Linked DNA regions of Homo sapiens: region 1 is linked to region 2. Evidence: chromatin loops called from intact Hi-C (ENCODE). Cell type or tissue: mammary epithelial cell. All regions are shown on one strand. Links, peaks and the distances in the headings refer to the core of each region. The heading gives the core; the rest is flanking DNA. Region 1 overlaps CDIN1 (CDAN1 interacting nuclease 1). Region 2 overlaps CDIN1 (CDAN1 interacting nuclease 1).

Region 1 (17,137 bases), core at 4,048-8,047, 63 kb after region 2:
CTGAAACTTATCTTCAGTTTTCCCAGAAGGCTCCACGTTTGCATGAACTTAAAAAAAAAAAGTTTGGTTCTTTAAAATTCTTAATGGTGTCTGCCCACAGCAGGCTTAAGAGTAGTTAGCTACTGGCAATAGAGCCAACCTTATGAGCTCAACTGGCCATCCTAGATATATACTGTGGCAGGAAGGTCCCGGTGAGAAAGAACAAATGAATAAGTAAAATTCCATCACTATTTCAGGAAAAAGCAGCTCATGAGGCAGCAGCATTTTCTTCATTCATAAAGGATAGTGATTGATGTTGAGTATAATTTGTACCTTTCTTTGAAAGGTTTAATGGAAGTAACCTAACAGCCTTGAGTTTTTATTTTCATTATCGAGACAATCATGTGAGCACCTACTAAGTGAGATGCATTCTCACTGGATTCTCACTGGATCAGAGAGAAAACTGCATTCTCATTGGATCACACATGCAATACGGTGCTTGACTATGAGCACTGGGAGCACAGAGTGCTTATAATCAATCACTTTGTACTAACTAGTGTAGTTCCTGGCATGCAGAGAACACAACAAAAGTTAATTGAAAAGAATGAATAAATAATGAAGGGAAGAATTACATGGACTCTCAGAAACTGTTAGAAATTATCTGTGTTCATTGGTAGCTTGTCTCCCTACTGGACCATAACCCCATGAAAGCAGACACTTCATCTGACTTATCTAGTGTCTAAAACAGTATCCAACTTAGTAACTTATTTGTGGAATAAATGAATAAATATGCACATGAAAAATATTTTCTAGTTGGAGAAACTAAAGTCATTTATTCAACTTTGACCTGTCTTAATACAATATACTTATGTGTGGAAGTACAAATTGGATAAGTTTAAAAGATAGGATGAACTCCTATCAGTACATTCAAATCTTCAATGATAAGAACACTTCTGTTTTTCTTTCCTATAGTTCCTGGCTAGATCTTGTGCCATAACAACTGCTCAGGATGTAGTTATGAACCAAGGACATTTAAGAAAGAATTAGTAATTTATTTTTCCCTTCAATTGTTAAGAGTAAAGATAAAATATGCATTTTATAAAACAAATATAGAGCACAATGTGTGGCAAATTTAGAATGGGGTAAAATATTTTAGGGAAAGTCATAATTCTTAAATTAAGAAGGGTTAATATATTAAAAGATGAGAATATTTGTCTTTTGAATGCAGTCCAAATTAGAAGCCAACAGAGAGAGAGAGAGATTTTACTTCAGCTTAGCAAAGGATCAAAATAAATTAAACATGTTTGCAACATCTCTGCAACAAAATTCAAGGTGTACACATGTAAACAAGAAAGACTAAGATTAGTGGTCTGTTTATTTACCAATATTTTTTCCATAGTTGGCTTTAAAATGATCTATCTAAATTTACCTGTCACAACACTTTAAATCTAATTAATCTCTGTGAAGGGGTATTTATAAGGTAAAAGGACAACAGCCCCATAACAATATTTCATACAAAGCTTTCAATTTTCATTTTTCAACCACAAACATATGTTAATTCAGTGCTACATTAAAAATACAAAGAATTAACAACTTCTTTATAGGTTGATGAGGAAATGCTTTAAAACAGGACTCAGGTTGCATAAACTTCCTATATTTCATTTATTTTTAAAGATCAATTAAATATCCTGTTTGAGTATGCTTCCATAAAATAATTACCTCTAGATTCTACAGCACAGAGGAACAGATGAGACCCATCAATTTCAAGTTCCCTTTCTGTACTTGTTTGCAAGTAGAGATGATCCCCAGACCACATTTTTACATTGCTTTTGTCAGCCATGGTGAATCTAATTTAACACGTTCAAGTTCAAGTAAGTTGAGGACTAGGACTAAGTTTAGCCCACATCTACAACCTTTGCTTTTTTTCCCAGCTGGGATTGGCTAGTTCTCAAGAAGGAAGCAGAGAAAAGTTAGGCCAAACAAAAAAATGGGGCTGAAGGCCTGACTGTCCACAGGCTGATGGTGCCCAGAGAGTGGTGCTAAGCAGCTCTGACAATGATGCTGCTTAGTTGGTGGCTTAAAACAAAACAAAAAATAGACTTGGCCATGACATATAGGCCTCTATCTGAGTAATCAATGTGATCGGATGTTTCACAATACTATCAGAACTACCTGGTTCCAAAACATATCTCATAGTGCATCACAGGTCACTCATTCCAACTGGTTCTGAACTATTACGTATTTTCCTTTTGATTAGACTTTTAAAAGGTGATTTCTTCCAACTTACCATCTTTCCATAGGCTGAACAATTCAACTGTCCCCATATGAAAAACCTTGCTGCTTCTACATACTGAAATTTAATTTAGTGACTTGAGAACACTTGCTTAATTAATCAACTTTATTTAAGCCTAACTAGGGAATATTTATGATATCTCCAAGCTTCAAATTAAAACAATCTTATAATACATTCAATTTTATTCTACAGTTTATTAATAAAAACATTGAACATTAAGATTTGGAATAGATTCTTTGTAGGACTTTATTAAACATCTCTTCCTTATTTGACATTTCTCTGCATTTGGTTTGGGCCAATTCTTTGCCCATTTTGGAAAAAACCTTATGTAATCCAATGTTGTTCTATTTTTTGTGTATGTCCTAAAATAAACATCATGCAGACTCTTCAATATCTATATAAAACAGATCTGTATAATAATAAAATGACTTGTATGAAACCTTTACAAATTACCATATTTAAAGTGGAGAAGAGAAATTAATTCATTGTAGAGTGCTTTATGGTTTCTGTGATCACTTATTATATGTATAGTCCTTTGAGGCTTAATTTCTAATGCTTAAGAGATGTTGAAAGAAATAATCTGTAATACACAAACACATGAATACATGTGGGATTTTTAAAAAATCATAATAAATCCATGATGCCAATGAACGTTTGGCATGAAAATAAAGGCTTAATATTTTGCTTTCAAGTAAAAGTACTACCCAGTTCCATATATGAGACAAATATACCCAACATGAATTTTTCTAACTGTTCTTTTTAATATATAAAACATTTTATAGACAATATTTCTTTTGTTTCCTTTTCTCATAAGGGCTAGATTATGGTTAATATCTCATGACACCAAAAGTAATACTGCAACAGATATTAAAGCATTTTTTCAGCCACTTATTCTATAAAATATTAATTGCAAGCTTGTGCATGTGCTGTATATATAGGAGATTAGGTAACTGAGTTCCTGCTCAGTTCCAAATCAATAAAAGATAATATGCACAGCATCAATCATCATTCACTCTTCCTTTAGTGGAAGATTTTTAAAATATATATTTAAGCACTCAGGGAGACAACACAAGCTAGAGAAGATGTGAATAATACTTACCTAGGAAGGACAGGTTTTTCTCTAGAAGCAAGTCTCTCAGCAGGACCTCATGCTCATGACCAATGGCACTGGGAAGTTTCAGTTAAGGGGGTAACACAGGCAGAATTATACCAGCAGGAAAACGCTAATACCAGGTCTATACTTTGAGCAGCCATTTTCACCCTTAGTCCACATCTTGGAGGAATGAAATCTCTACACACATCCCCTCATTTAAATAATTGGATAGAATTTTTCTATAATTTTTTAAAACCTTTTTTTTTTTAATAGAGACAGGGTCCTGCTCTGTTGCCCAGGCTGGAGAGCAGTGGCACAATCATAGCTCACTATAACCTTGAACTCCTGGGCTCAAGCAATCCTCCCACCTCAGCCTCCTGGGTAGCAGGGACTACAGGGGTGTACCACCCACCACGCCTGGGTAATTTTTTTTTTTTTTTTTTTTTTTTTAGAAATGGAATCGCACTATGTTGCTCAGGCTGGTCTCAAACTCCTAGGCTCAAGTGATTCTCCGACCTCAGTCTCTCAAAGTGCTGGGATTACAGGCATGAGCCACTGTGTCCAGCATTTTCTATAATTTTTATATATATTTTGGCAAACAAAGATTTGTAAATGGATGTGTGCTTGTATTTTGAAAAGAAGGAGAGTCATTTTAAATGTACTTTAATCTGTGTTAAAAATCTTCCAATTCAGCTGGGCAAGGTGGCTTGCGCCTATAACCCCAGCCACTCTGGAGGCCGAGGTGGAAGGATCACTTGAGGCCAGTTGGGTAAGGTAGCAAGGCTCCCGCTCTTAAAAAAAATTCTAAAAAAATTTTTAAATTAAAATCCCTCAACTCAATTTAGCATACATTTATTAAGCACTTAATAGGTACAGTAAAGAATACTAGGCAGTCTTTGCCCTAGAAGAATTCCTAATCTTAGAGAATTCTGTAAATCTTCTGTGAATTCACATTTGTCATCAGGCCAACATTTAGAAACTTCTTTGTTTCACTTCCAGTCGACTGTTGTTGAACTTTTGCCACTGGCAAGCCAAACAAGTAACTTGTTAAGAATATATGTAATCTGCAGGAAAGACATCTTAGTAAAGAGTTGTGGATTAGGGTGTGGGTACAGAGGCTGTTTCAAGAGTCTTTTTCTCGTGTGTGTATGCGTATGCATGTACATGTATCTAAATAGATATACATATGAATATATATTTTTTCAGTGCTTACTATGTGGTAGGCACTGTGTTAAGTGCCTTTAGGATGTTATTTTATCCTCATAATTACAATCCTTATTTTATAGATGAGAAAACCGAGGCCTAGAAGGAACCTGCACAGGGCATACAGTTAATGAGTGGCAAATAAGATAACAACAAGATCCCTGTCAAGTCTATGTTTATGACCTCCATATAGCTTCTCAAAAAGTATTAAAATTATGGAATAATTGATAATAGCTAATATTTCTTAAATATAATGTATGAAGACTTTGTACTAAATACTTTGAGATACCATCTTATAATAGCCACACAAGTAGATACTATTATTAGTCCCCCGCCTCTTTTTTTTTTTGAGATGGACTCTTGGTCTTGCCCAGGCTGGAGTGCAGTGGCACAATCTCAGCTCACTGCAACCTCTGTCTCCTGGGTTCAAGCAATTCTTCAGCCTCAGCCTCCAGAGTAGCTGGAATTACAGGTGCCTGTGACCACGCCCAGCTAATTTTTGTGTTTTTAGTACAGATGGAGTTTTACCATGTAGGCCACGCTGGTCTCAAACTCCTAACTTCAAGTGATCTGCCCATCTCAGCCTCCCAAAGTGCTGAAATTACAGGTGTGAGCCACTGCACCCAGCCTTTTAGTCACATTTTTACAATTAAGGAAAGTAAAGTTCAGGGAGGCTGGGGAATTTGCTGAAGGTCCCGTGGCTGGTAAATAATGAAATCAGGAGCAGAACATGGAAGTGCTGTGTATTTTCCAAACAGATGAGATTGCCCAAAGTCTGAAAAGGAGTGTTATCCTAGTCTAGTATTTCAACTGACTCAAAAGCATTTGCATTTGGTAATAATTATGTGAATCATTACCTTCATTGTCCTTTTCACTGATAACGTCAACCTGGTCACGTCACTCCTTGGCTTACCAGAGAAGCTGATTCTGATCATGCACTGCACGAGTTCAACTTAAATAAAACTTCGTTATTTATTAAAAAAAAAATTCCTAGAGAATTATCTTGCATTTTACCAATACATACAGGTGAATATGGTTTAAATCTTAGAATTCAAGAGATGTGGCCATTTATGTTCCAGCAAAACATGCCCTAAGTCATCATTATTGCCTTTTCCTCCAGTTGTCCCTTGCCTTCCAAGGCACATGGCTGTGCTTTTTAAATTTCTAAAGAGAAACAAAATAAAGGAACACATTTTTAAATCACAAAATTTCACAAATTTTCAGAGTCCATTGAAGACATTTGATGAATAACTCTCAATGGTCTCTCATTACTAGGGGCATCCCACACTTTAGAACTAAATTATTTACTTCTATTCCACATAAATGTGCTCTCATTTTTATTGTTGTAAATTATTTACATCTAAAATGTTGAATCATGAAACTGAGGTCTCTGATGGTACAGAAATGAAACCCACAGCATTTGAAGCTTCCTGCATCATTACCTTTCCTTGCTTCATAGTTTATGCTTTTGTCTAATAGCTGTGTCCTGGAGTCACACTTTGGAAAGTTGAGGTGGCTGGTTTCTCACATTTTTTCCTTGGTGAGTATAAGCTGTGGTGGGAAAGGTGTAGGTGGGCATGGCTGCATAGGAAAAAATACAGTAGATAACAAAAAAAAAGAGAAAGCACAATGATGATGTATATACTCTTTGCTAACTGTGCTTTCTGTGATGTCTTACTAGTAAATGACCAACTTACTTTATTCTACTTACACAAACATAACATTTTCATAAGGCACTAAGAAGGTTTAGCACCTATCTTATTTACTGAATGTGTGCTTTCTTTCTCACATCATGATGTAATTTACTGAGAGTAAGCAATGTAAATATTACTAAACTATCAGAAAAACAAACAGCACATTTACTCACATGGAAAAACAATAATTTTTATTCAGTGTGAAATAAAATAATTATGCTGATCAGTCTAGGAAACATCTATGCAAGTGCATTTATACATTATATGAAACTGCTACTACTTCAATGCAGAGACAACATCAGTTTCTCTGTAAACTTCCCAGCCTGTTTTATTTTGCATGACAAAAGCAATCACCAAGTTGAAATTTTGGAAAGATATGTTTCTTAATTATGCTTTGCTTGATATAAACATATATGAAATGCAAAGTCTAGAAAATAAAACTTATAAAATCTGTAGTTTTACTGGCAACAGACATAATGAAACTGCAAAAATTATAACCTAGTCGGTGAATGTAATTTATAGACATACGTCATTATCTTTATCAATTGAAATCATGTACTACATTAAATTCTACTGGCAATAACACAACCAAAAAAGGAAAGTGAATGGTGGCAAAAATGTAAGGAAAATACTCCAGACAGAATTTATAATGCTGTATAAGCAAAAACACTTAGACTTTGTCTATAATAATACCTATTATTGATGTATGGCAGTGACCATGGGCAAAACTTGTAAATAACCTCACAAGCCATTTTCTTCACCAGCAATACAGCAATCTAGTTTCCCGTAAGCATCTCAACTATTACTGAAAAATAGCCTCCTGGCATTTACAAAGCAGTTGACTTCATACTTTAGTCCGTGCATACATAATTAGATAGTTATATTTAAAATCAATATGCAATCCTTCAAAAGACATTATGCTTTTAAAACCTTAACTTTAAATTGATTTTTAACTATTTTATGTGCTTTAAAATTAACATGTAATTCAACCCCAGATACTCTGAGATGGTGTTAGTTGATATATGAATGTGCTAAACTTTCTCAGTGTTAGCAACATAAGGTTGGTACTCCTACAGTTTCTAACACTATCATTAATTTTATACTGAATATAGAAGTACAATTTCACTTTGGTTTAATAAAAAGGTGAGCTTGGGATAATGCTGTGTGTTTTTACTAATTTAAGCTAGACTGGAGAAACAGACTTGGAGGAGAAATACATAAAGGGCTGTATCTTCAATACTGAATATTCTTGTAAGAGGGCTCTGTTCAAAGGTTATTCATCAAAGATTAACTTTACTTATATAGGCATGATTTTCTTATTAAAAATGTTACGACTCTAAGCCTTTGTGAAAGAAGGTGGAATATAAACACATACATGTACACGATTTGACTAGCAGGAGTTTCCAACAAAAAGCCTCCTAACTAGTAATTACTGAGTCACAATTCATCACAGTGCCATCCATGCTAACAAAATCCATACCAGGAGGGACATGTTTATATTATTAAGAGGGGTGAAATTCATGGACTCGGATAGAAATTATTCTCATAAAAATTACTCATTATTTACCATTTAAATAGCACCTTTGAGGATTATCAAAAACCTTGCTGTTGCCACAGTACTACTAAATTTATTGATTAATAATGTCCTACTTTATGTAGTTACTGTCTGTTCAATCTTGTTTTAAAAAGTGAACATTAACTCTTTAGTAATCTCAATGTCTTTAATGAAAAGTGACTGGACATCTGTTTTCACAACCTTAAATGTATTCCAGGAGGAAAAATTAACTTGATTTCTCTAAAAATGTTTATTAGGAATCCAAATGCCGGCTCAGATTGTAATCAGCATTTAAGCAATAAGAATCTGTTGCCTTTAAAATGTGATGTCTCTGGAAGCATTTTAATCACAACCTCCTTTAACTCCAGGCTCTAAATTTATTCTCGTAAATTCAACAAAATTTGGCTCATTTTAAATGGAAATTTGTTATATTTTTAAAAAATGTTTACTGGGATGGGTAGATACATTCCAAGACATTACGTTACCTGCCTAATGACTCTGTACCTGTAAACTCATTGAAAACCAGGCAGTTTGAAAGAAGCATGTGAATGTGTGACTGCTGAACTGACATCTTCCTGTGGTCTACCTGATATTTCTTAAGCTGTAGAAAAGAATGGTCTGTAGTGACCCTCCAGTTGATTGAATGTAAAATAGAAGAGTATGAAATGTGTTTTGTGAAGCAGAACTTTATGTCAGGTTAAAGCTAGACACATCTCCACTGAGTCTAAGCTCGTCAATTGCGCACCTAAAATTTTATGGGAAAGGATACTGCTTGATGCAGTCCACTAGTGGTCCGTAACAGCAGTCGTTCACAATGCACTGCAGACAAATAAGAAAAGGGGTCTGGGGTGGGGCGGCTACAAAAACTATTACAGTAAACAATATCCTAAAAGCAGTAATTACTTTTCTTCCCCCACCCCCGCCCCCCAAAAAAAGAAAGCTATCAAAAGGCGGTTCGGATTTAATCACAGAAAACAAAAATTGCATGCTTTTTATTCACTATAAAAGCAAGCTATTAAAAAGTGAAATGCTCTTCTCGCAAATACTGCATTGCCATTTATGGTGCACCCTGACCTCAGTGATAGTTTATGATGACAGTAATTAAATGAGGTTTAAAATCCTTTACTCTGCTAGGCAGATAACAGCATTGCCACTGAAAATAGACAGCTGTGATTAATACCTGATAGACCTGATTTGCTAGAACTCCATCTGGAATCTGAGAAGGGTCCCGTAGCATACTATTTATAATAGACTTGGAGGCTGTAGAAGAAAAGAGATGAACTGTTAGCAGATAGTCAACATACTTTTAATGCAACATGAGGAGTGACATATATCTACATATACACAAACCATGAAAACAAAAATATGACTGGCATTAATCATTTTTTCCTTTTTCTATAATCTAACAGAAGCTTTTAATTAGACCATTTTGCCAAGTTTATAAGCCACACTACCAGATTTGATGATGACCTAATTTTTCCAAGGTAAATTAACAAGTACAGACCTAAAGCATATGTCTCTTTTGTAGATAAATAAGCTTCCGAAAAGCCCATTTGGGGTAAAAAAAAAAAAATCAGAAAATATTTACCTTTTGCAGGTAGTTATTTTATAACCAAGCATATGTATATGAAGAGTTTAATGAAGACAGGTCAGATCTGAAGTCTTTGAATCTGACCTGTCTTCACTAAACTCTTCATATACATATGCTTTAATTATATCAATTAAAATGGCTTTCAGCCATGAAAGAATCTTCTAATTCTAAACCTTTCCAAAATAATTCTCATCAACTGCCATAAAATCCTATCTCCATTCCACAAGTGAGGAAAGTAGGTAAAACTGACTGAATTGAGAGAATCTTAAATAAGGAAAATATATACAGAGAGAGACACACACACACAAGTTTTCCACCCAAAATATGCCTCAACTTGCAAATTAAGTTGAACCCCAAGGGAACTGCTATAGAAGAAGAGGGGGCACTAAGGGAGGCATCTGATGAAGGTGCTATAGCAAGTGACATCCTTTGGAAAGCAAGGTAGGAGATCCTGACCTCGCTGCTCACTAGGCATGTGGCAGCCACAGTAGCCAGAATTCCTTTTAATGCATGGGAGAAGGGCAGGTCTCTAGGCTGAAGCTAAGTCACGTGTTGCCTAGGTATCGATTATTTCAAGGCCTCCAGTGGAATTATTCACCACAATTTAGCAAAATGGCTTATGGTCTGATCCACACAAGCACAAATTAAAATGCATACTGAATAATTATCTAATTATCATCATTCAAGTTCTGAGATAATTTCGGGTCTAACTTGTTTTCTTTTAAGATTATGTTCTTTATCAAGCTCTATACTATAAGAACACTGATACATAAGATAAATGTTAGTGGCCAGGCGCGGTGGCTCACGTCTGTAATCCCAGCACTTTGGGAGGCCGAGGCGGGTGGATCTTGAGGTCAGGAGATCAAGACCATCCTGGCTAACAAGGTGAAACCCCGTCTCTACTAAAAATGCAAAAAATTAGCAGGGTGTGGTGGTGGGCGCCTGTAGTCCCAGCTACTCGGGAGGCTGAGGCAGGAGAATGGCATGAACCCGGGAGGCGGAGGTTGCAGTGAGCAGTGATCGAGCCACTGCACTCCAGCCTGGGCAACGGAGCGAGACTCTGTCTCAAAAAAAAAAAGAAAAAAATGTTAGTAAATACTGTGGAAATAAATAAGGAAATTACATCTTATTCACTTAAAAATAGTATTGGGTCTGCAAAGAAAAAATGAAGCATGATTATTTTAATTACTGCCCACTGTTAGTCATATAACTACATGCTTATAGCAACACTTATGTACTTAGCCATTTGTGAACACGTGTTTGCACTGCAAGTGAAAAGGTCATATGGAATCTCCAAAAGAGCATCACCCAGCTATCCTATCCAGCCCTATCTCTACAACTGGCTCTGCAACCTTGGCAAGTTACATAGCTTCCCAAGTTTAATGCCCATTGCTATCTGTAGAAAGTGAAAATATTATTTAAGCTGACTACCGAAATAAAGTGTTCTTGTGTGGTCTCTAGAGAAGACAGCTAAAGCACTATTTTGCTAAGTTCAAGTAATAGTAAGAATCAAATCAAACTTAGGTATTTACTTCATACAAACCATAGGGTTGGACTCAATTATTTCTGAAAGCAATTACCACTGATAAGTGGTAAAAATATCGGGAATAGGAAACAATGAATCATCTTCTTATAAAAGAAAAGATTACAGCAGCAATAGTATTAAAAAAATAATGTGCCTGGGAAACTCAGTATTCCCAACCTAATTCTAAGGCCTGGCCAGTCAGAGGGGACCAAAGCAGTTGTCCATACCTTTCATTACCTTCTAGAGGGAACTCTCTCTGGCCTGCCACTCGAGTCACCACATGGTAATGGCAGACACATTCTTTTATGTTGCCCATAATGCCAGCAGAGGCCTAAGAAAATAGGAGCACCTTCTCTGTATGGACCCCAGTCATGGTACATTCCAACTCTCATGAACCCATGTGAGGAAGAGATCACTAATATGTAAGTGGCCATGACTAAGAACGCTATCCTATAAAAATTACAGATCTCATATCAAACTATATGCAAACTCCTGGCTAAAATAATAAAACAAAGGCTGTTTTTTAAAAAAAGAAAAGGGACAATACTCCGTGACATAAGAAAAGTAGTCATTTATTTTCAGCCAAAAAAGGGAAATATCAAAAGAAAAAATAAACTGATGACATAATTTTCCTCACAATATAAATTTTAGAACAGTGGTATGCTTATCAGGATTAAGAATCATAGGCAATAAACTTTTTTTTAAAAGTCTGAATATGTTGAATAAACACTATTCAAATGAAAGGAAACTTGCCAGAGGAAGTCAGTTGTTTTAAATGGAATAACAGCAAAAAGTATACATTGAGTCCACATTCATTTTAACCTCAACAAAATGTCTTTTCTCTTCTTGCAACCCACCACTTTTTAGTGCAACAGAGAAAGTTCCTCTAGGAAGTGACTGCCTGTGCTGTGGACCCAGGATGTATCTGCCAAACACACACAGCTCTTTCCACTCAGGCTTCATGAAAGTATGTTGGTGTCTCAGATCAAGCCAGAGAATGTAAACCTACTTTTACACACAGATTCTGAAGCTTAGGAACTGCCATCTCAAAGAAATGAATAATAACATCAACCAGATAAGTAAATGCGACTGGACAACCTTGTCATGGCCAGAGCTAAGAGGCCTCAAGAAAGCCTGTGTCTTTTATGGAAGCTGTTCCTAGACCACCTCTGGCCAATTTGCATCTGGCTTTTTTAACCACACATGGACAGGATTCCTATTCTCCTCAACCTTTGGTAGAGGCATTCATTCTGTTGATTTCACACTTTGCCTCTGCCATTCCAGGATTACAATGAACAGGATTACAATTTTCTACAAAGTATGTATAAAGCAGGAATGTATGAGTCACTGGAGCTAGATTCACAAGAATAGGAGAGACTTGGTACCTGTTAAAGCAATGCCTGGACTAAGGCACAATGCCTAAGATTATGAACTTTTTGTTGTGAAGTATTTTTAACATAAAGAACTAATATATAATAAACATCTGTGCACTCACCACCCTGACCTAACTTCTACGTCTGCAATAAATTTGCTTTAGATAGTCTCATATTAATTTGTATAAGCTTTTTTTTTTTAATTTCTCAGTCTTGCTAGAGGTTAGTTTTACTAATATTTTCATGAGACCAAATGTTGGCTCTGTCGATCCTCTTTACTGTACCATTTCTTCTAATTTCATTGACTTTATCCTTTTTCATCATTATTTCCTCGTTCCCACTTTGAGTTTGCCACATTACTCTTTTACTATTTTTATAAAATTCATTTTCAATTTTTTATTTTAAAATATACTTTTCAAGGCTATAATTTTTCCTCTAAATTTTGCTTTAGCTACATGCCACAATTTTGTTATCATTCATTTATAGTTTACACTTTCCATTATTTCATCTTTGACCCATAAGTTATTTAAAAACATGGATTTCTGCTGTTTCTAATTTGTGATGTTTATATTAATATGGTTTGTTTCACTTTCCTTGTGTTTTTATATGTGATCAATTTTTGTTAATGTTTTATATGTCTTCAGAAAACTGAAGTTCCTACTTTTGAGCTGCAAGGTTCAGATATGTCTAGTAGGTTAAGATTTTAATGGTATTATCCAAATCTTCTGCATCCTTGTTATTTTTTTTTCAACTACACATGAAATAATCATCTACTACTACTGTGGAGTTGTCAGTTTCTCCTTATAATTCTGCCAATGCTTGCTTTCTGTATTTGGAGACTATACTGTTGGGTGCCTGCACTCTCAGTTGTTATACACTGAATTCTTGGTAAGTATGTCTTTTGGCAAAGTCAAGACTTTCTTTAACTCTAATAAAGGTTTTCTGTTAAATTTAATGTGACCTAGTGGTAATACTTCTGCAACACTTTTCTTTTGGATAGGATCTGCCTCCCTCACATAACTAGTGTTCCATTTCTTTTTATTGTTGTTATTAGTTTTTTATTTTCTAATGTTAATTTTTATTGTACTAATTTCCCCATTTCTTTACTTTGAACTTTATTGTGTCATTATGTCTTACGAGTGATTCATAAATAGTATTTTGTTGGATTTTCTAAAATCAAATTTGACAATCTAAGCTTTTTTAAAAATGTGAATTTAACCCATTTACATTCATTACAACTGATACATTCAGGCTTATTTTTACTCTCTTATTTTCTGTGTTCTGCTGATCATTCTCTTTCTTTCTCCTCTTTTCTCCCTACCTTCTAGTTAATTAAGTTTTCTTTATTCCCCTATTACCCTTTATTCCCTTGGATATAATACATTCTACACTGATTTCTCCTTCCATCCCTCCCTCCCTCCCTCCCTTCCTTCTATTCTCTTGGAAATAATACATTCTACATTGATTTGTCCCTCCCTTCCTTTCCTCCCTTTCCTTCCTTCCTATCTTTTCCTTCCTTCCTTCCTTTTCTTCCTTCCTTCCCTCTCTCCCTCCCTCTCTCTCTCCCACCCTCCCTCCATCTTTCCTCCCTTTCCTCCCCTCCCTCCCTCCCTCTCTCCCTCCCTGACTACCTCTCTCTCTCTCCCTCCCTCCATCCTTCTGTCTGTCCCTCTGTCCCTCTGCCCTCCATCCCTCTGTCCCTCCCTTCTCTCTCTCTCTTTCTTTCTTGTATTTTTTTTAGTAGAGACGGGGTTTCACTATGTTGCCAGGCTGGTCTCAAACTCCTGGGCTCAAGTGATTCACCTGCCTCGGCCTCCGAAAGTGCTGAGATTACAAGCATGAGCTACCGTGCCTGGCCTCTATGATGATTTCTTTTTCTTTTTTTTTTTTTTTATTATTATACTTTAAGTTTTAGGGTACATGTGCACATTGTGCAGGTTAGTTACATATGTATACATGTGCCATGCTGGTGCACTGCACCCACTAACTTGTCATCTAGCATTAGGTATATCTCCCAATGATATCCCTCCCCCGCCCCCCACCCCACAACAGTCCCCAGAGTGTGATGTTCCCCTTCCTGTGTCCATGTGTTCTCATTGCTCAATTCCCACCTATGAGTGAGAATATGCGGTGTTTGTTTTTTTGTTCTTGCGATAGTTTACTGAGAATGATGATTTCCAATTTCATCCATGTCCCTACAAAGGACACGAACTCATCATTTTTTATGGCTGCATAGTATTCCATGGTGTATATGTGCCACATTTTCTTAATCCAGTCTATCATTGTTGGACATTTGGCTTGGTTCCAAGTCTTTGCTATCGTGAATAGTGCCACAATAAACATACGTGTGCATGTGTCTTTATAGCAGCATGATTTATAGTCATTTGGGTATATACCCAGTAATGGGATGGCTGGGTCAAATGGTATTTCTAGTTCTAGATCCCTGAGGAATCGCCACACTGACTTCCACAATGGTTGAACTAGTTTACAGTCCCACCAACAGTGTAAAAGTGTTCCTATTTCTCCACATCATCTCCAGCACCTGTTGTTTCCTGACTTTTTAATGATTGCCATTCTAACTGGTGTGAGATGGTATCTCATTGTGGTTTTGATTTGCATTTCTCTGATGGCCAGTGATGATGAGCATTTTTTCATGTGTCTGTTGGCCACATAGATGTCTTCTTTTGAGAAGTGTCTGTTCATATCCTTTGCCCACTTTTTGATGGGGTTGTTTGTTTTTTTCTTGTAAATTTGTTTGAGTTCACTGTAGATTCTGGATATTAGCCCTTTGTCAGATGAGTAGGTTGAGAAAATTTTCTCCCATTTTGTAGGTTGCCTGTTCACTCTGATGGTAGTTTCTTTTGCTGTACAGAAGCTCTTTAGTTTAATTAGATCCCATTTGTCAATTTTGTGTTTTGTTGCCATTGCTTTTGGTGTTTTAGACATGACCACATACTTGGAAGTAAAGCTCTCCTCAGCAAATGTAAAAGAACAGAAATTATAACAAACTATCTCTCAGACCACAGTGCAATCAAACTAGAACTCAGGATTAAGAATCTCACTCAAAACCGCTCAACTACATGGAAACTGAACAACCTGCTCCTGAATGACTACTGGGTACATAACGAAATGAAGGCAGAAATAAAGACGTTCTTTGAAACCAACGAGAACAAAGACACAACATACCAGAATCTCTGGGACGCATTCAAAGCAGTGTGTAGAGGGAAATTTACAGCACTAAATGCCCACAAGAGAAAGCAGGAAAGATCCAAAATTGACACCCTAACATCACAATTAAAAGAACTAGAAAAGCAAGAGCAAACACATTCAAAAGCTAGCAGAAGGCAAGAAATAACTAAAATCAGAGCAGAACTGAAGGAAATAGAGACACAAAAAGCCCTTCAAAAAATTAATGAATCCAGGAGCTGGTGTTTTGAAAAGATCCACAAAATAGATAGACCGCTAGCAAGACTAATAAAGAAAAAAAGAGAGAAGAATCAAATAGACGCAATAAAAAATGATAAAGGGGATATCACCACCGATCCCACAGAAATACAAACTACCATCAGAGAATACTACAAACACCTCTACGCAAATAAACTAGAAAATCTAGAAGAAATGGATAAATTCCTCGACACATACACTCTCCCAAGACTAAACCAGGAAGAAGTTGAATCTCTGAATAGACCAATAACAGGATCTGAAATTGTGGCAATAATCAATAGCTTACCAACCAAAAACAGTCCAGGACCAGATGGATTCACAGCCGAATTCTACCAGAGGTACAAGGAGGAGCTGGTACCATTCCTTCTGAAACTATTCCAATCAATAGAAAAAGAGGGAATCCTCCCTAACTCATTTTATGAGGCCAGCATCATTCTGATACCAAAGCCTGGCAGAGACACAACCAAAAAAGAGAATTTTAGACCAATCAATATCCTTGATGAACACTGATGCAAAAATCCTCAATAAAATACTGGCAAAACGAATCCAGCAGCACATCAAAAAGCTTATCCACCATGATCAAGTGGGCTTCATCCCTGGGATGCAAGGCTGGTTCAATATATGCAAATCAATAAATGTAATCCAGCATATAAACAGAGACAAAGACAAAAACCACATGATTATCTCAATATATGCAGAAAAGGCCTTTGACAAAATTCAACAACCCTTCATGCTAAAAACTCTCAATAAATTAGGTATTGATGGGACGTATTTCAAAATAATAAGAGCTATCTATGACAAACCCACAGCCAATATCATACTGAATGGGCAAAAACTGGAAGCATTCCCTTTGAAAACTGGCACAAGACAGGGATGCCCTCTCTCACCACTGCTATTCAACATAGTGTTGGAAGTTCTGGCCAGGGCAATTAGGCAGGAGAAGGAAATAAAGGGTATTCAATTAGGAAAAGAGAAAGTCAAATTGTCCCTGTTTGCAGACGACATGATTGTATATCTAGAAAACTCCATTGTCTCAGCCCAAAATCTCCTTAAGCTCATAAGCAACTTCAGCAAAGTCTCAGGATACAAAATCAATGTACAAAAATCACAAGCATTCTTATACACCAACAACAGACAGAGAGCCAAATCATGAGTGAACTCCCATTCACAATTGCTTCAAAGAGAATAAAATACCTAGGAATCCAACTTACAAGGGATGTGAAGGACCTCTTCAAGGAGAACTACAAACCACTGCTCAAGGAAATAAAAGAGGATACAAACAAATGGAAGAACATTCCATGCTCATGGGTAGGAAGAATCAATATCGTGAAAATGGCCATACTGCCCAAGGTAATTTACAGATTCAATGCCATCCCCATCAAGCTAC
Region 2 (17,137 bases), core at 8,042-12,041:
ATAACAAAGGGCACATGGAGAAGGTATTTCAGGAGATGTCAAAGTCTTGGTTGCTGAATTTAATGCAAGTGGAAGTCTGAAGGCTGAAGGTCCAATTACTCATGTGAAGCTTTCCAGGTGGCTTTGCTTCAGTGACCTGAACAGGTGGGAATATGAAGCCCACCTGCTTCTCTGTTTGCACAGTGACTAATACATTTATAAACACTTAATAAACATGTAACTGTGTCAACTCTTAAAATAGTTCTTTCACAACTAGAATTCAACAGATATGAAATTACTAGGTGACTTTGTAAGGCCATTTCCATAAAAGGGGATGGGGCTACACATTCTGGTGATGTTGGAATCTAACCCTTACCCACAGGCTAGAACTCCTGGTCCTTGTTATGCTCAGATCTGACTCAGGAAGCCCAAAAATACATCTACATTACATAGGGAACAGAGAACAGACTGAGACAATTTTATTCCAAACTGCTGAACCGTAACACATTTGGAAGGAAACTTTCCCAAGATTCAGAGTCAACTCTGAGTATTAAAAATATAGATCCATTTTTTTTAACTGCTGGGAAAATTGGACATCCCCAGGCAAAAGAATAAAATTGGACCCTTATCTTACACCATCCACAAAAATCAACTCGAAGTGAATTAAAAACATATATAAGACCTGAACTGTAAAACCCTTAGAAGAAAGCATAGGGAAAAAGCTTCCTGACTTTGGTCTTGACAATGATTTCCTAGACATGACACCAAAAGCACAGGTAACAAAAGCAAAAATAGACACTTGAGACTACGTCAAACTAAAAGGCTTCTGCACAGCAAAAACACACAAAAAACAAAACCCATCAACAGAATGAAAAGGCAACCTTCAGAATGAAGAAAATATGTACAAACCATATATCTAAGAAGGGGTTAATGTCCAAAATATATGACCAACTCCCAAAATCAAATAACAAGAAAAATCCCAAGTAACCCTATTAAAAATGGGCAAAGGAGTTGAATAGACATTTTTCCAAAGAAGACATACAAATGGCCAATAGGTATAAGAAAACTTGCTCAGCATGACTAATCATCAGAAAATTGCACGTCAAAACCACAAAGAGATATCACCGCTCACCTGTTAGAATGGCTATTATAAAAACAACAAGAAATAAAACAAAAGGTAGCAAGTGTTGACAAGGATGTAGACAAACTGGAACCTTTGTATGCTGTTGGAGGGAAATGTAAAATGGTACATCCACTATGAAAAATAGTATGGAGGGTCCTCAAAAAATTAAAAATGCAACTACTTTATGATCCAGCAATCCTGCTTCTGGGTATTTATCCAAAAGAACTGAAATCAGGATCTTGAAGAGATATCTGCACTCCCATGTTCATGGCAGCAATATTCACAGTAACTAAGATATGGAAACAACCTAAAGGTCTGTTAATGGCTGACTGGATAAAGAATACGTAGTACATACATACAGTGGAATATTATTCAGGCTTAAAAAAGAAAAAAATCCTGCCATATACAACAACATGGATGAATGGGAGAACATTATGCCAAATGAAATAAGACAGACAAGGACAAATATTGCATGATTCCACTCATATGAGGTATCTAAAATAGTCAAATTCATAGAAGCAGAGAGCAGCTGGTAGTTGCCAGGGACCGGGAGGAAGAGGCAAGGGGAAGTCGCTGTTCAATGGGTATAAAGTTTCAGTTATGCAAGAGGAATAAATTCTAGAGATCTGCTGTCTACCATAGTACCTATAGTTAGCAATATGGTATTGAGCACTTAAAATTTTAACAAATTTTAACAGAAGGTAGATCTTATGTTAAGTGTTCTTACCATAGAAAACACACACACAAATCCCCAAAATAAAGCAAGCACTAGAAAACTTTTGGAGTAGTGTGTATGTCTATCACCATGATTATAGCAATGGTTTCATGAGTAGATGCTTATGTCCAAACTCACCAAATTGTATACATTAAATAGATACAATTTTTGGTATATCAATTATATCTCAACAAGGCTGTTAAAAATGTAGATCCATTTTCAAATCCCATAATTTAGGAAAAAGGATAATAATTAAGAATTTTAAATAACTATAAATAATCAAGTTAAAAACAAAATTAGATAAATTCAACCGTCATTACATTTAATGGAACATGGCCTCCAAAGACATGGGAAAAACATTGGCCCCAGAGTTAGAAGGCCTGTGTTTGACTACTTTTTTTAACGTAAACTCTCTTGATATAGATCTATTTTTATCCCCCACATCTCACCTACCGTGTTGGTTAGAATTAAATTCTGCTGCAAGTGAAAGAAAAATCACAATAGTGGTAGCATAAACAAGAAAAAAGTTTATTTCTCCTTTATGAAAATTAAGCTCAGGCTGGGCATGGTGGCTCGCGCCTGTAATCCCAGCACTTTGGGAGGCCGAGGTGGGTGGATCACTTGAGGTCAGGAGTTCAAGACCAGCCTGACCAACATGGTGAAATCCCATCTCTACTAAAAATACAAAAATTAGCCAGGCATGGAGGCAGGAGCCTGTTACCCCAGCTAATAGGAAGGCTGAGACAGGAGAATCTCTTGAACCCAGGAAGCAGAGGTTGCAGTGAGCTGAGATCGCACCACTGCACTCTAGCCTGAATGACGGAGCGAGACTCCATCTAAAAAAAAAAAAAGAAAGAAAGAAAAATAAAAGAAAAGAAAATTAAGCACAAAGGAAAGTAGTTCTAGGCTGGCATGGTGACTGCAGAGTCAGCAGGAACCTAGATTCCTACTACCTTCTCGCTTTGCCATCTTCAGCATATAGTTTCCTCTCATGCCCTGGAATGGCAACCTAGGCATTACCCATCAGGCCCACATTCTTATCGGCAGCAAATGGCAAAGAAGGGCATGTGTCTGTTCCTCTTAAAAAGTTGCACTGGACACTTCGGCTTATGTGCATTCCAATGGCCAGAAATGAGCCCCATGGATACATCTTACTGCAAGGGGAGCTGGAGTTTTTATTCTAGGTGACTACATACCTAAGTAAAACCAGACACTGATTTAAAGAAAGAAGGGGAGAACAGATATTAGGGGACAGCTGCAGATATTTAAGCTGTTGGTCAAGATTTAATGAAGATGAAAACCATAAAAAGAAAAAGCTTGTTCTGGATGCCGGTAGAAGCTTTGCATGGGAATGGGGCAGGGAATAAACAAACACAAAGATTCTATGTAGCAGATAAACGCATTCTTTTTTCCATACAACCCCATTAACATTTTCTTGCCTACTAAATACCTTTAAAAACTGAATCCAAAGCTCTGAAGACTACTGGTAGAAAACAAATGCATATGTACAAACTACCTTTGCTTCTGTTTGTTTACATGTTACTAGACAACTGGATAAATGAGTCTTTTGGCATCATAAAACAGTAAAAACAGAATTATCTCTAAAAGTCACATCATGGTGCAGAAAATACAGGTGCTACAGGATTATGCATTTATAACACAGCAGATTTCACAATGACAAAAAAAAAAAAAAAAAAACCAAAACCACAGAAAGAAAATAAAAATGCTTATTAGGCCTTAGTCCATGGTGGATTTCTGGATTGGCCTATTGGCTTTGCTAATTTATCACAACAGGTAAAACAACTCACAGCATAGATACTTCACTCTGAGTGTGAGGTCAAACTGATTCCCTCCTCCACCCCCAATCTTCTTTTGTTTGAAGTCTGAATAGAAGGGGTGATTTACTGGAATGATTTTTTGAACTTGTGGTTTGTTTTGGTACGCATAGAGAATGGATACTGACAGTCACCAGACTTATACAGGCTGTCACTGAATGTGGACATTCACTATGTATATATAGCCTTTGCTGCCACCTCCCTCTAGTTAGTGTTTGCCTCCTAGAAGCCACAGCTGCTGAAAGGAGTATCTAGTTAAGGAATAAACAGGTTTTAGGTGGAGCCAGCAGCTGATTCTTGGCCTGAGGTTGAGTTGAACTCTACACAGAGAACACAGACATACAATGTAGAAGGGGACTCCAGTGAGCCTTGATGCCAACTCTCAAGCTCCCTGAACCCCACGTGGAAAGCAAGGAAGGCTCCCTAACCCAAAGAGACGTTATGGGTGTGGTTTCTCACCACAACATGGCGGGGTACAGTCCTCTCTCTTCTGGCTTGTGGTAGTGCAAGCTGATGGCAGAGAAGTGGGGATTTATTGTTTTGACACCTTGGGTTCCTAGAGAAACTGGATTCTATGCTTTCCAGTCTGGGGAGCCCCTGAACTCCCATGAGGTGCAAGCAAAGCACAGCTGTCCTAGAAAGTCCTGTTTTATGAAGCCAACTGGATGTAATCTTGACTCTTACTGAGTGTGGCCAGCAAAGTACGGGGCAACTCAAACAAATTTACAAGAAAAAAACAACCCCATCAAAAAGTGGGTGAAGGATATGAACAGACACTTCTCAAAAGAAGACATTTATGCAGCCAAAAGACACATGAAAAAATGCTCATCATCCCTGGCCATCAGAGAAATGCAAATAAAAACCACAACGAGATACCATCTCACACCAGTTAGAATGGCGATCATTAAAAAGTCAGGAAACAACAGGTGCTGGAGAGGATGTGGAGAAATAGGAATACTTTTACACTGTTGATGGGACTGTAAACTGGTTCAACCATTGTGGAAGTCAGCGTGGTGATTCCTCAGGGATCTAGAACTAGAAATACCATTTGACCCAGCCATCCCATTACTGGGTATATACCCAAAGGATTATAAATCATGCTGCTATAAAGACACATGCACACGTATGTTTATTGCGGCACTATTCACAATAGCAAAGACTTGGAACCAACCCAAATGTCCATCAATGATAGACTGGATTAAGAAAATGTGGCACATATACACCATGGAATACTATGCAGCCATAAAAAAGGATGAGTTCATGTCCTTTGTAGGGACATGGATGAAGCTGGAAACCACCATTCTCAGCAAAATATCGCAGGGACAAATATCCAAACACCGCATGTTCTCACTCTTAGGTGGGAATTGAACAATGAAAACACTTGGACCAGAAAGTGCAACATCACACACCGGGGCCTGTCGTGGGGTGGTGGGAGTGGGGAGGGATAGCATTAGGAGATATACCTAATGTAAATGACGAGTTAATGGGTGCAGCACACCAACATGGCACATGTATACGTATGTAACTAACCTGCACGTTGTGCACATGTACCCTAGAACTTAAAGTATAATAAAACAAACAAACAAACAAACAAACAAAACAAAACAACATATGGGGCAGAGGTGCCTCGGCAAAAGTCATCTATAAGTCACTTAAGCAAAAACTTGTAGATAAATCAGAACAGAATAGCCATTTTTATAAATAAATCTTGTAGGCCTTAACTACTTCAGCAATATGTGGGTGACCAAAAAAGCTCACTGCCCCCTCAAGAAGCTTTTCTCAGGGATTCCTTACCAAGAAAGTGCCTGCGTGTAACAAAAGGAAAAGTTCCAAGTTTAAAGAATAGGAGAGGTTAGAAACAGAGGGAAAAAGAAGTGAAAGGCATGAAGTCTAGGAGTGCTCACAAGGGCAGCCTTCCTACTGAGTTTAGCTTGCCCAGTGAATCCTAAGGCTTCAAATCCTTTCATTTAGAGTTTGAACATTTTTAATTTACTCTCTAGATATGATAGGAAACCAAGGTTGGTCCTACTGATATTCTAGAATTGCCACATTCTGCCTGCAATAGACTTCCGGGGCCAGCCTGTGAGCTTAACACCGTTTATAACCCCATTTCAGTATACAAGGAACTCCACAGTCACAGCTGCTATTAGACCCATTAAATTTATTAGTGTTAGTCATTTGCAATTGGTGGCAATCTCTATTTTATTTTTTCCCTTTCCAAATGAAAATAATGGGCCTTTTCAAGAAAGTATAACAAAATCTTGCATATCAGTATGCAACAGTAATAGTTAATGTCCTAAAAAATTGCTCAGACTTTTTCCTGGAGCAAGAAGTAAACAGGAAAGGCAACTGGCATTAGAAGATGCCTCGCTGTCTGCATGAAAGCAGGATCGGCAAGAGATGATGAAGTGCTTTCGTTGCGGTGTCACAAAGGGATGGGGCTGCCCACAAGAGCTTCTTCCAGTGTCAGTTCAGTGAACTTTGGGAAACTTCCCTCCCTGACTCCATGACAGCGCCTCCTTGAAGTGCAGTAATGAAAGCATTTCCCCTGATTTCCTCTCTTTTCTGGCTTGTGGCAGCAAAGAAGAAAGACCGTATCATCTGCTGGCTGATGAAAACTTGAATAGCTGTATACTGTCACCAGATCATTTGGAGGAAAAATGATAAATGCCCTAAAGAAAGCCTTGGGATGCTATATGTAAATCTGAGGTAAGAAGAGCCAATAAGGTCTGTGACAACATTAAGCCAGTTACTAGCAATGAAGCAATTATATGCACAACGGAAACAATCTACAGTGACAGCTATAACAAAGGCACAGGAAAGTGGGCAGGAGACTGCTTGAAATAATCTGAAATATCTAGTGTCCTGAGCAGAGAAAAGTGTGACCTGTTCCAGAGCTTGAGGGTCAGAAAGAGCTGGAATTATAACTGGAGACTGAAGGTCTCTATCATACAACTTTCTAATTGTTAAGTGCCTTAGCTTTTAGATGTGCCGGTGAAGGCGTATCTTATAAAATGACCGATGGCAAAAAATCTCAAAGTAAAATGCAAGCATTCTGAATGAAAACAAGGGGAAGGAAAGTAACAATGAGAGTGTAAAAACTATCCATGAAGTGATGGCATCTGACTTGGGCCAGGGTGCTGAGAAATGGGCATACTTACACACTACTTGCAGAAGAAGAAATTGCTACAATCATTCTGTGACAGGCAGTTTACAAATATGTAACCATGGCCTTAAAACTCTGTGATCCCTTTGACTTGGAAAGTCTATTATCTGGATATTATCCTAAAGAAATATGTATGGATATGAAAAGTGATTTAATGAAGTGTTCAACCACCACCACCACCAGCACCACCACCACCATTTCTTAGATGCTCCTTATGTCCTTCACAGGAGAAAATGTTTATTCTGGATGCTGATGGAGGCCTCAGGTGCGGGATGGAGTTGGGAAATGAATAAACACTTAAAATTTCTGTGGAAGAGACAAATGCATACTTTTTGAAGAACAACACATAACCTTTCTTTGCCTCTAAAATAACTTTAGAGATGAATTAAAAGTTCCTAAGAACTGGATGGTAGAAAACAAACGCATATGTGCAAGCTACCTTTGTTTCTGTTTGTTTTAGGTTACTAGACAACTGGATAAATGAAAATGTCTTGGCATCATGAAAACAGTTCTTTTAGTTGAATATTAAAAGGAAAAAACAGAATTATCACAAAAGTCACATCATGGTGCAGAAAACACAGGTGCCACAGCTTTATGCATTTATAACACAGATTTTACAAGACAGAAGAGAATGAAAATGTTGACTGAGGCTATTGTACTTTCCATGTCTTAACTCATTTCATGATGAGGATGTTCATTACAGTGCTATTTATGTTGACCTCCTAAATACCCATTACAGGTGACTGGTTAAAAAAATTCTATTGCCATATAATGCAAGCATTAGGAACCTACTACAAAGGGTCACATAGAGCTATATTTATAGATATGAAAAACAATCTCAACATCCTCTGAGGTAAAAAACACATAAGTACTCTACAGTATATACAGTGTGATGCCTGATATGATTTGGCTGTATGTCCCCACCCAAATCTCATGTTGAATTGTGTTCTCAATTGTTGGAGGTGGGGCCTGGTGGGAGGTGCCTGGATCATGGGGTAGTTCCTAATGGTTCAGCACCATTCCCCTAGTGCTGTCTTCTGATAGAGTTCTCACAAGATCTGGTTGTTTAAAAATGTGTAGCACTTCCCCGTTTGCTCTCTCCTGCTGCCATGTGAAGATGTGCTTGCTTCTGCTTTGCCCTTCCACCATGATTGTAAGTTTCTGGAAGCCTCCCCAGTCATGCCTTCTGTATAACCTGTGGAACTGTGAGTCAATTAAACTTTTCTTTATAAATTACCCAGCCTCAGGTAGTTCTTTATAGGGGTATAAGAACAGACTATTGTTAACAATGCTAATAGTGTCAATGTAAATGAATTGGGAAGATAATGATGTTACTTTTGTTTATCTGGAACTTTTAGATTTTTAGAATTAATGTATTACAAAAAAAGCACAATTTATTTTAAATGAGTTTTTTTTTTAGAAATTAAAAGACTTTCTTCCACAAGAAAAAACATATTTATCTGAGCAATTGTGAGGAAAATAAAGAATATCTCCAAAGTGGGGCTGATGCAGGGAAAGACTCATCCCAGATATGGACCTGCAAGACCTAATAATTCAAAATGGAGAATTCCTGTCAGCAGGTTGCATTTTCAGGGGAAGAGGACATATTTGTAGTACAGAACCCATGGCCTGGGGCATTTTAAGCCAAATTCTCCTTTGTTCACTTGGGAGCACAGACAAGAAGAGGCGCCTCTCCTCTTACTCCTTCTGTGACTCCTCAATTGCTCCTGATGTCCCTGAGCCTACTGCTGGGGTCCTGCACCCCTCGATGTATCTTGGTGGGGTGGAATGCTTATTCTGCTCTCGATGAAAACCTTGGACAAACACTGAAACCCTCAGGCAACTCAAAAACCACTGAACAAAGTGGATGTGTGGGCAGCTGCTTTTACTGGGCATAAGAGGAACTCCCTATCCCAACCACTCTCACCCCCAGAGAAATGCAAAAGCAAAGACAATTTCATAATTTTTCTGGATGGGTTTCTAAGCCTTCTGAACTGTTGCTTAGGGCATTAGGCAACCTATTTGGTTAGGTTTAACAATATTTGTGAAACTGTATGTTTTAAGTTATACTGAGAAGTTTAACAGATATTATACTGTATTATGTTTAGAAAGGAATCTTTCTCCACATGAAGGTCAAAACTTACAAATAACATAGTATGAATAAGTGTACTGAATACACACTTTCTTCTTCAGACAACATTAAAAAGATAGATTTCATAGCTTAAATAATGCTCAGAAATCTTCCGAGAAGAATTCCATTAAGTGCAAAGGTGATATATTTCTTTGTAAAGGGTGTTATTGCCTTTACAAAGATCTGGAGTGATGGTGGTGAAGAAAAAGACTGTCGCAGGTGCATAAAATACATTGACTTGCTTAAAAATATTCTAACTTGTACATGCATCAAGATCATGCAATCAACTTCTGCATAAATTTAATCAGCTTGCCTTTCCTCATCTTATGAATGAGGAAACTGAGGCACAGAGAGGCAAAGTGGCTCGTCCAGTTTAGAAACTTGCTTTTTTACAATGAAAAGATTGTCCCCAATGAAACAAAACCAGAAGCTCAGTAAAACTGTTGAAATATCACTAGACTATTTCACACTGTAGCCACATGCTACTATCAAGGCCAGAAGCTACTTACAGCTTTGGAGGTAGAGGGTGTAGGGGAGGGAGGCCCCTTATATACCAGTTTTCTAGCCTGCTCTGAGATTAGTATCACATTGATACAATCAGAGAAAAAGGTGCTGGTAGGAGTTTTAGCCTATGAATAGTAGTATTATACAGTAGCCCACTTGTACCCAGTGGGGATACATTCTAAGACACCCACTAGATGCCTAAAACCATGATAGTACCAGACGCTATATGTACTATGTTTTTTCCTATACATACATACATATAATAAAGTTTAATTTATAAATTAGGCATATAAGAGAGTAACAATAAAAAAAGAACCATTATGACAATATACTATAATAAAAGTTACATGAATGTGGTCTCTCTCTCTTTCTCAAAACTATCTTATTGTTCTATACTCACTCTCTTCCTGTGATGATTTGAGATGATAAAATGTCCACATGATGAGATGAAGTGAGGTGAATGACTCAGGCCTGGTGGCATAGCATTAGGCTACTACTGCTCTCCTGACAGTAGGTCAGGAGGAGGATCATCTGCTTCAGATGACCCTGGGTCACCGAGCCAAGATGAGGTGGATGTCTAGATGTCAGGAGCAGAAGATGTGGCTGCTAACAGGCGGGTAGTGTACACAGCATGGATGTGCTGGGCAAGGGGATGACTCATGAGTGGGCAGGATGGAGCGGGCTGCTGTGAGGTTTCATCACGCTCCTCAGAACGGTGCTCAACTTAAAACTTATCAGTGGTCTATTTCTGGAATTTCCCATTTATATTTTGAGATGGTGGTTGACCACAGGTAACTGAAACCTTGGAAAGCAAAACCTCGGACTAGAAAGGGACTACTGCATTTTGTATCGGATTGATAGCAAGCGAGAAAAGAGTTCATGAGGTCTCGACCCAAGTGGCTACAACTCACTACTGTGAAGAGTTAATACTACCCTCATGTAAGGGCTGCCATCACCATATTACATGGCTGGATTTTTGTTTAATCTTCAACAGGCTAGCAACTGCAACTCACACCATCTTTCCATTCCTGGGCCTCCATAACCCTAACTGTTATTCCCACGACGTAAAACAGAGCACAAATTTAAGGTGACAAAGCTCTGGTTGGTAGACGTGAAGTATGTGATGAGAACAGGACCCTCTGAGTACTGCACAGCCATTATGAAGTAACTGACCTATATGAAACTGCTACCATGGTTCACAAATTTATTGTCAGGTTCCAGCCTCTAGCTGTTCTCTGATTGTTCTAAGTACTTGACAAACTGAAGCCTTTTCACTTTCCGTTGAAATTGCCTCATCTCCCTGTCAGAGCGCCATGGGGGACTCCATTACTTTTCTGACTTCTCTCCCCTCCTGACAAGTCATTTAGCTGGCTTCTTGTTGTGAAGGCTGTCCATGTCAAATTAGCCAGGGCCCCTATTGTCCTTATTACCACTCGAAAAGCCATCATGAGTAATGCTACGGGGTCCCTCAGTTGTCATCATTTGTCAGAAAGAAAGGGAGTGTGGTTACATATAGCTGACAGGTAATTTCAGTGTCTACAATTACCCCAATTAGTCTTGTCATAAACAATTCGATAAATGCACACCAATACAAACAGATAAACACACCAAGGTCTCTCACTATTAATGCTGTGTATTGGGTAAATCAGTGATATGATGCTATATTTTATTTATTTTTTTAAACTATCCTCAGCTGTGAGCTGGCACTTGCTACCTGGTCAGCACAAATTGTACTATCTACTTTCATTAGCTCATCACCACAAGGAAACTTGAAAGGCTGTGACAAAATTCATTTAGAGAGAGAGGGAAAGAGCAGATTGTTATAACACCTGCTTTAGGCAAGGATATAACAAAGGTTTTCTTTTTGTCAGTTCTAAGCAACTATGGGCTTTAAAGTTCACTATTTTGTGTTAAAACACCAACATATGAAATATGAGAGAAACAGGGAGTTGAAAAATAATCTCCACACTGAAATTAGATATATGATTTGAAAACAAAAACAAAAACAAAAACCTACTGCCAAATGTGCCAGTCAGCAACCATATATTTTAAAACAAGATTGTGGGCTGGTAATTTCACATTTAAGATAATTACAGTTCTCTTCAACTAAGGATTCCCCACTCCCTTTTTAAAACTGTACCTTAAAACCATATAAACCAATAAAGCTCACCATGTTCGGGGTCAAACTTATTTATCTACTCCAGTCCTCATAGGAATTTGTTGAATAAAGGCATCAACGCTTCTCCTTGCTGGACTCAGCACAGAGGTGATAAAGACCTGGTAAGTGTGGCACACTGGTTCTCTCCCATATTCTCGAAATACCAGGGAATGAACCTGTTTTAACACAACACCCTCTAGGAGCACTCTTCAGTTACATTCTATATTCAACCCTGAATAAAACGCCCTTAAGTTCGCTCTTGTGATCCACATAAATAAAGGCTCAAGATTCAACATCTGTAGCGTCCACTGCACCCTGTCTGTTTGCTGACCGCAATCTTAAGTGATGGCTGAAAAACCCAACACGAGGATATTGTTGTAGGAAATTGCTCTTGGCAACTATTTGTTCAAGCTCAAGATTTTTTTTTTTTTTAAACCAACACTAAGAACTCACCAGAAAATAGGACAGGTCTCCCTAATGAGTAATCTATTTTAGCACAGTCTTGTCTAGGCATGACAGTTTACTGAGAGGCTTGAAAAACTCGTAATTACCAGTGTTACAGGGCAATTAATGTATATTACACTGCACTACTCATGGCAGCAACTGTCATTTTCTCAATAAAAATGAGTACTCTTCAGCTAAAGGTGACATTAATTGGGACTTTAATGACTATGCAGAGGAGCTGAAGCCAAATATGAACAAAACAGCGATTCAATGAGCGACTTCAGAAACGAGAAAATTGTACTAAAATGAGATTAATTGCTGTTTAGAAAAAGGAAAGAACCTAAAAAGCTATTAAATTGCAGGGTTTGGGTGCCCGGGTGATGGTTGTGATGTTAATCTTGCATTCTCACAGCAGGCAAATATTCACTAAATTCAGAGCCTTTTGACAGCAGGAAAAATCATGTATGCTTAACTTCAATCCATCAAAAATATATTTCAGCTTTTATCAGTGTTCTAAATACTTCTGCAATTTCAAAAATTACTGCTCCATTCCTTGGCTGTCATCATGCAAATGTGAACACTGTCAATATTGCTATGAAAAATTTCCCAGCTTCAAAAGGCCTACTTCAGTGATAAAGAAAGAAAAACGTGAAGATTAGAATTGCAAAACACACACTACTAATATAACAGAAATCAAACAATAAGAATTTAATGTTTAAGTTGTGGAAACTGCTAAAATAGAAAATGATGGGGTGGGCCTTTTTTTTGGTAGAAAAATCAAAGAAAAATAATTCTGAAATTCTTTCAAGGCGTGTAACTTTACGCTTAATTAATCATCCCCAATAATTAGGACAGAATTTTGCAGCTTGACTTCAGGTACTATAATTGTTAATACTGTTCTCTAGTTTCTAAAGGCCTTTTTATCCTTGCTTCTGCGTTCTTTAAAAACAATTATATAATTGTTTTTCTTTATGGCCTTTTCAAATATCATGATGACTGTATATACAAAACACAGCACTTAAACTTTGACATGTAAGGGGGATAAATATATTTGATAACTCTGAAGTTATATATTCCCTTACTTGGCCTTTTTTTTTTTTTTTTTTTTAAGAGAGACCATCAACTTAGTATTTTTGTTAAAGAGGGAGTTTTCAAAAGAGTTATATTTTGGACAGAAATGTAGCATGCCCAATAGCTGCCCCATAAAAAGATTAGGCCTGACTTCTGAATACTGTGCACTTTCCTACTGCATAAGCAATCCTGTTTGTTCTCCATTTTAATATTTAAAGAGCCTTCTCATCTACAGTTTAGGTCAGGGCTCAAGACACATTAACAGCCTTATAATTCTGGACATACTCAAGAACCACATCCACTAAATGACAGGGGGTAGTGAAATAGTGTACTTTCCATCTTCAAATCAATGATAAGCCCTGTCTATTCTAAAAATCCAGAAATACAAATCACCTGACCTCCATTATGAAGACTGGTTATTGGCCACTTGTCTGCCAGAATATACTTAGAGGGCCACTGTGGGAGAAGAGGAAGGAATGGAGAGAGAAACACATGCATACCCACGCATAAGTCTGTACAAAACGGCAGGATATTCTGCCAAGTTTTATCTTCTAGCTGTTTTATTCACTATAAGCATGCTTTCTTACGTTTTGAACCCAAACTTGAGTGTAATCATCTTTGCAAAACAAGTTGCTTTCAGGGTCCAGCATTTCTCCAGTATTACCTGCTCCTCCTCTTCTTCCAATTTTCCCTTTTCTTGTATCTAGACTTTCATGTTAACAGCACAATTCTTCCCCAAGAGTCTAACAAATGTTCTTTTTAGTCCTTTTCTGGGGGGTGAAAAGGGGCTTTTGTTATTCATTGTGCCATTTCAAAAACCAAGCTTCTCTTATACCTCAAAAACAGCTTTATTTTAAAGACAAAAAATTCACCAAGCTCCCCCTAAAAGTCTTTTCAGGCAGAGTCCTTAGAGAACACAGGTGCCTTTGGCTAAATTATCTCCACTGACAAACCATTCACATAAATTTGCTTTTTTTTTTTTTTAATAAAAAAGTACATGTCAATAGTTTGATTCCATTTTGTCTATGCAAATACCATTGATAAAAATTTCAATGGAAGTTTTCAGGGAGTGGAAGAGTTCCAAGCTAGGTATTGAAATGGGACTCAGGAATAGGATACTAATTCACCAAACTTGCCAAGAATGATCTAACCCGGTAGCCATACAAAGGCAACTGCAAACCATCTACATGATCCCAGATAATCCCTTATACTGTATCTCTAGGATCTCATCTCCATTCTGCAGTTTACTGTGAGAGGCTCCGTTTGGGGCTCCAGGTTTCCCATTTGCAAAATGGGAGCAACTTTGTCATGCTAAATTTGCTGCCTGTGAACTAGCGCTGAGCACTTGGCAGACACCACCAGCTCCAGGAATGTTAACGATTGGAATAAACCTTTAGGAGAGTTCCTAAAATGAATTTATTTGATACTGTTGTTCAATTGCTGAAATTCTTTACCCCTCACAGTTGCCGCAGTGGTGCTATGAGAAAAGGTGATCACATTGAATCATGCGAAAGGCTTGCACAAAAAAGCAGGAGGCATTGCTCTTTCAGCTAAGGCTGAAATTCCATTTTTAACCTCATTATTATTTTGCACAAATATCATACGTCTCTCTTCCAAAACACTATTTAATAGTTTAAATTTCTTATTCAGGCCCCTCCTAAGATTGAAATGTACCACAATGCCCATCAATCTCACAATTGACAGACCATGTTTAAGCTGGGAATAGTGACAAGTTACAGGGACTTTTTTAAAAAAATCAATTCCAGGAGATTAGTAAGATGCGTTTTTAGATACATACCCTCAGAACATTATAAACTCAGTGAGAAGCCAAACTGGAATATCTCAAGTTTGGAAGATGAACAATATTTTGATGTGCCAAGGCTAATACATTATATGTTTCGAGTCTTACTATTAAGACCTGTAGCAACTGTTTCAAGAGATGAGTAGAAATGAAACAAATGGTAAATGTTTATTCAGTCACACAGTTCTGAAAGAAAACAACTGTTAATTTGCATTAACTTGGGATCACTTAGCAGACTGCTTTTTAAGAGCTATCACCTCTCAGCAGCCCATAAAACAGGAAGCTTTCATTCACATCCCTTGTACCTGCTCCAGCAATATGATATTTCATTTACATTCATTTTCCACTCACCACCAATATTCAACAAATTAAAAGTCACTTCAAAACAGATAGCGTTCTTTGTCATTGGGAGGAGAAAGTCAGTGCAGACAGATGCAGCCTCATCTACTTTATCTTCTGAAATACAAAGTTCTAGAAAGATAAACTTAAGGTATGTTTTGAGTCATCAATTAAACATTGTATTTAATATATCTTTGGCATAACCAGGACAGTTATCCTGCATAAATAAAAATTTAGTGCCCTATATTTATAGGCAACAGAATCTAAGCTATTTAAATGAAGGTAAATCATTTTTATTCATCAACTTTTATTTCGAGTTCTGGGGTACATGTACAGGATGTGCAGGTTTGTTACATAGGTAAACGTGTGCCATGGTGGTTTGCTGCACCTATCGACCAATCACCTAAGTATTAAGCCCAGCATCCATTAGCTATTCTTCCTGATGCTCTCCCTCCCCTGCACCCCCAACAGGCTCCAGTGTGTGTTGTTCCCCCACCCATGTGTCTATGTGTTTTCATTGTTCAGCAGCCACTTACAAGTGACAACATGCAGTGTTTGGTTTTCTGTTCCTGCGTTAGTTTGCTGAGCATAATGGCTTCCAGCTCCATCCATGACCCTGCGAAGGACATGATCTTGTTCCTTTTTATGGCTGCATAGTATTCCATGGTGTATATGTACCACATTTTCTTTATTCACTGTATCATTGATGGGCATTTGGGTTGATTCCACGTCTTTGCTATTGTGAATAGTGCTGCAATGAACATACACGTGCATGTATCTTTATAACAGAATGATTAACATTCCTTTGGTTATATACCCAGTAATAAGATTGCTGGGTCAAATGGTATTTCTACTTCTAGATCATTGAGTAATCGCCACACTGTACTGTCTTCCACAATGGTTGCAAATAGCAATTTTTTTTTTATATTTTTAGTAGGGATGGGGTCTCACCATGTTGCCCAGGCTGGTCTCAAGTTCCTGGCCTCAAGTGATCCACACACCTTGGCCTCCTAAAGTTTTGGTATTATAGGCGTGAGCTGCTGTGCCTGGCTCTCACATTAACTTTAGAGTCTTCCACCTAGGCAACACTGGGTGCTTTTAGAACATTGTTTTCAGGAATACCTAGGAATTTCCATGGCATTAAGACATGAATTAAATCTCTTCTCAACCATATGTATGCCTATTTTTAACTCTATTAGTGCCATATATATATATATATATATATATATATATAAAATAAGCATATATATATGCTTTTATCAATAAAAATGGAATGAAGTTCTTGGTAAAAGCAAACATAAAGAACACTTAGTTAAGTAGTAAAAATATTCATTTTGTGGATATTGATCTAAAATTTAAAATACCTAAATCAATCAGACTGGGCTTCCCTTACCCAGTACCGTCTAAATGTTAGAAGGTTGTTCATTTATTTTAATGTTTCAATACAAAAATATAAAAAATAAAAGGGGAGGTTTTGGCAGTTCACATTAGCAAAAAGACAGATGCTTTTTCTTGTCCTACCTATAATTTTGTTTGTTTGCTTTTTTACCTCTGAGTTGTCCACCCAACTAGCCCCACACCTCCACCTGCTGATCTCCATGGCTTTTCCTAATAAGTTTTGTAGGTCTTTGTCTCCCTTTTCAGCAGTTGAGTTATAAGGTTGGCCTCTTTTATAATTATAGTATAGCTTTATCTTAAAAAGTTTCGGAACTGGCAATTCAGTGAGTTAAAATGGGAAGATATTTTTCAATTGGCCAAACAGCTAATTCTTAAAACTGCCCTTACTTGGAATGAGGGCAGCTGGATCAAAACAGGTCTCCTCCCACAGACTGAGCTCAAGCCACTGCCTCAGTGCTCCTTCCTGCTGTACG

Evidence for each region. Hi-C counts contacts between places; a loop is a spot of excess contacts. Peaks named below come from ENCODE experiments on the same cell type or tissue, not always from the same donor. Only the 100,000 strongest peaks of a DNase experiment are listed, where the experiment ranks them.
Region 1: it touches region 2 in a loop (5-fold over the local background); 1 of 110 quality-filtered maps calls a loop at or near these places.

What each region holds. Positions count from the first base shown.
Region 1 is chr15:36,683,625-36,700,761 of GRCh38, reverse strand. It overlaps CDIN1 (CDAN1 interacting nuclease 1), which reads right to left. Exons shown (of 11, transcript NM_001321759.2): 6 at 8,998-9,077; 7 at 8,587-8,636; 8 at 3,372-3,439. Among named protein-coding and RNA genes, the nearest start is that of CDIN1, 110 kb to the right of the region's middle. In mammary epithelial cell, for the core only: no CTCF peak of the experiment used is centred there; no DNase peak of the experiment used is centred there.
Region 2 is chr15:36,750,593-36,767,729 of GRCh38, reverse strand. The region is part of intron 10 of CDIN1 (CDAN1 interacting nuclease 1); the gene reads right to left. Among named protein-coding and RNA genes, the nearest start is that of CDIN1, 180 kb to the right of the region's middle. RefSeq lists enhancers at 9,987-10,036, 14,129-14,697. In mammary epithelial cell, for the core only: no CTCF peak of the experiment used is centred there; a DNase peak (open chromatin) is centred at 10,129.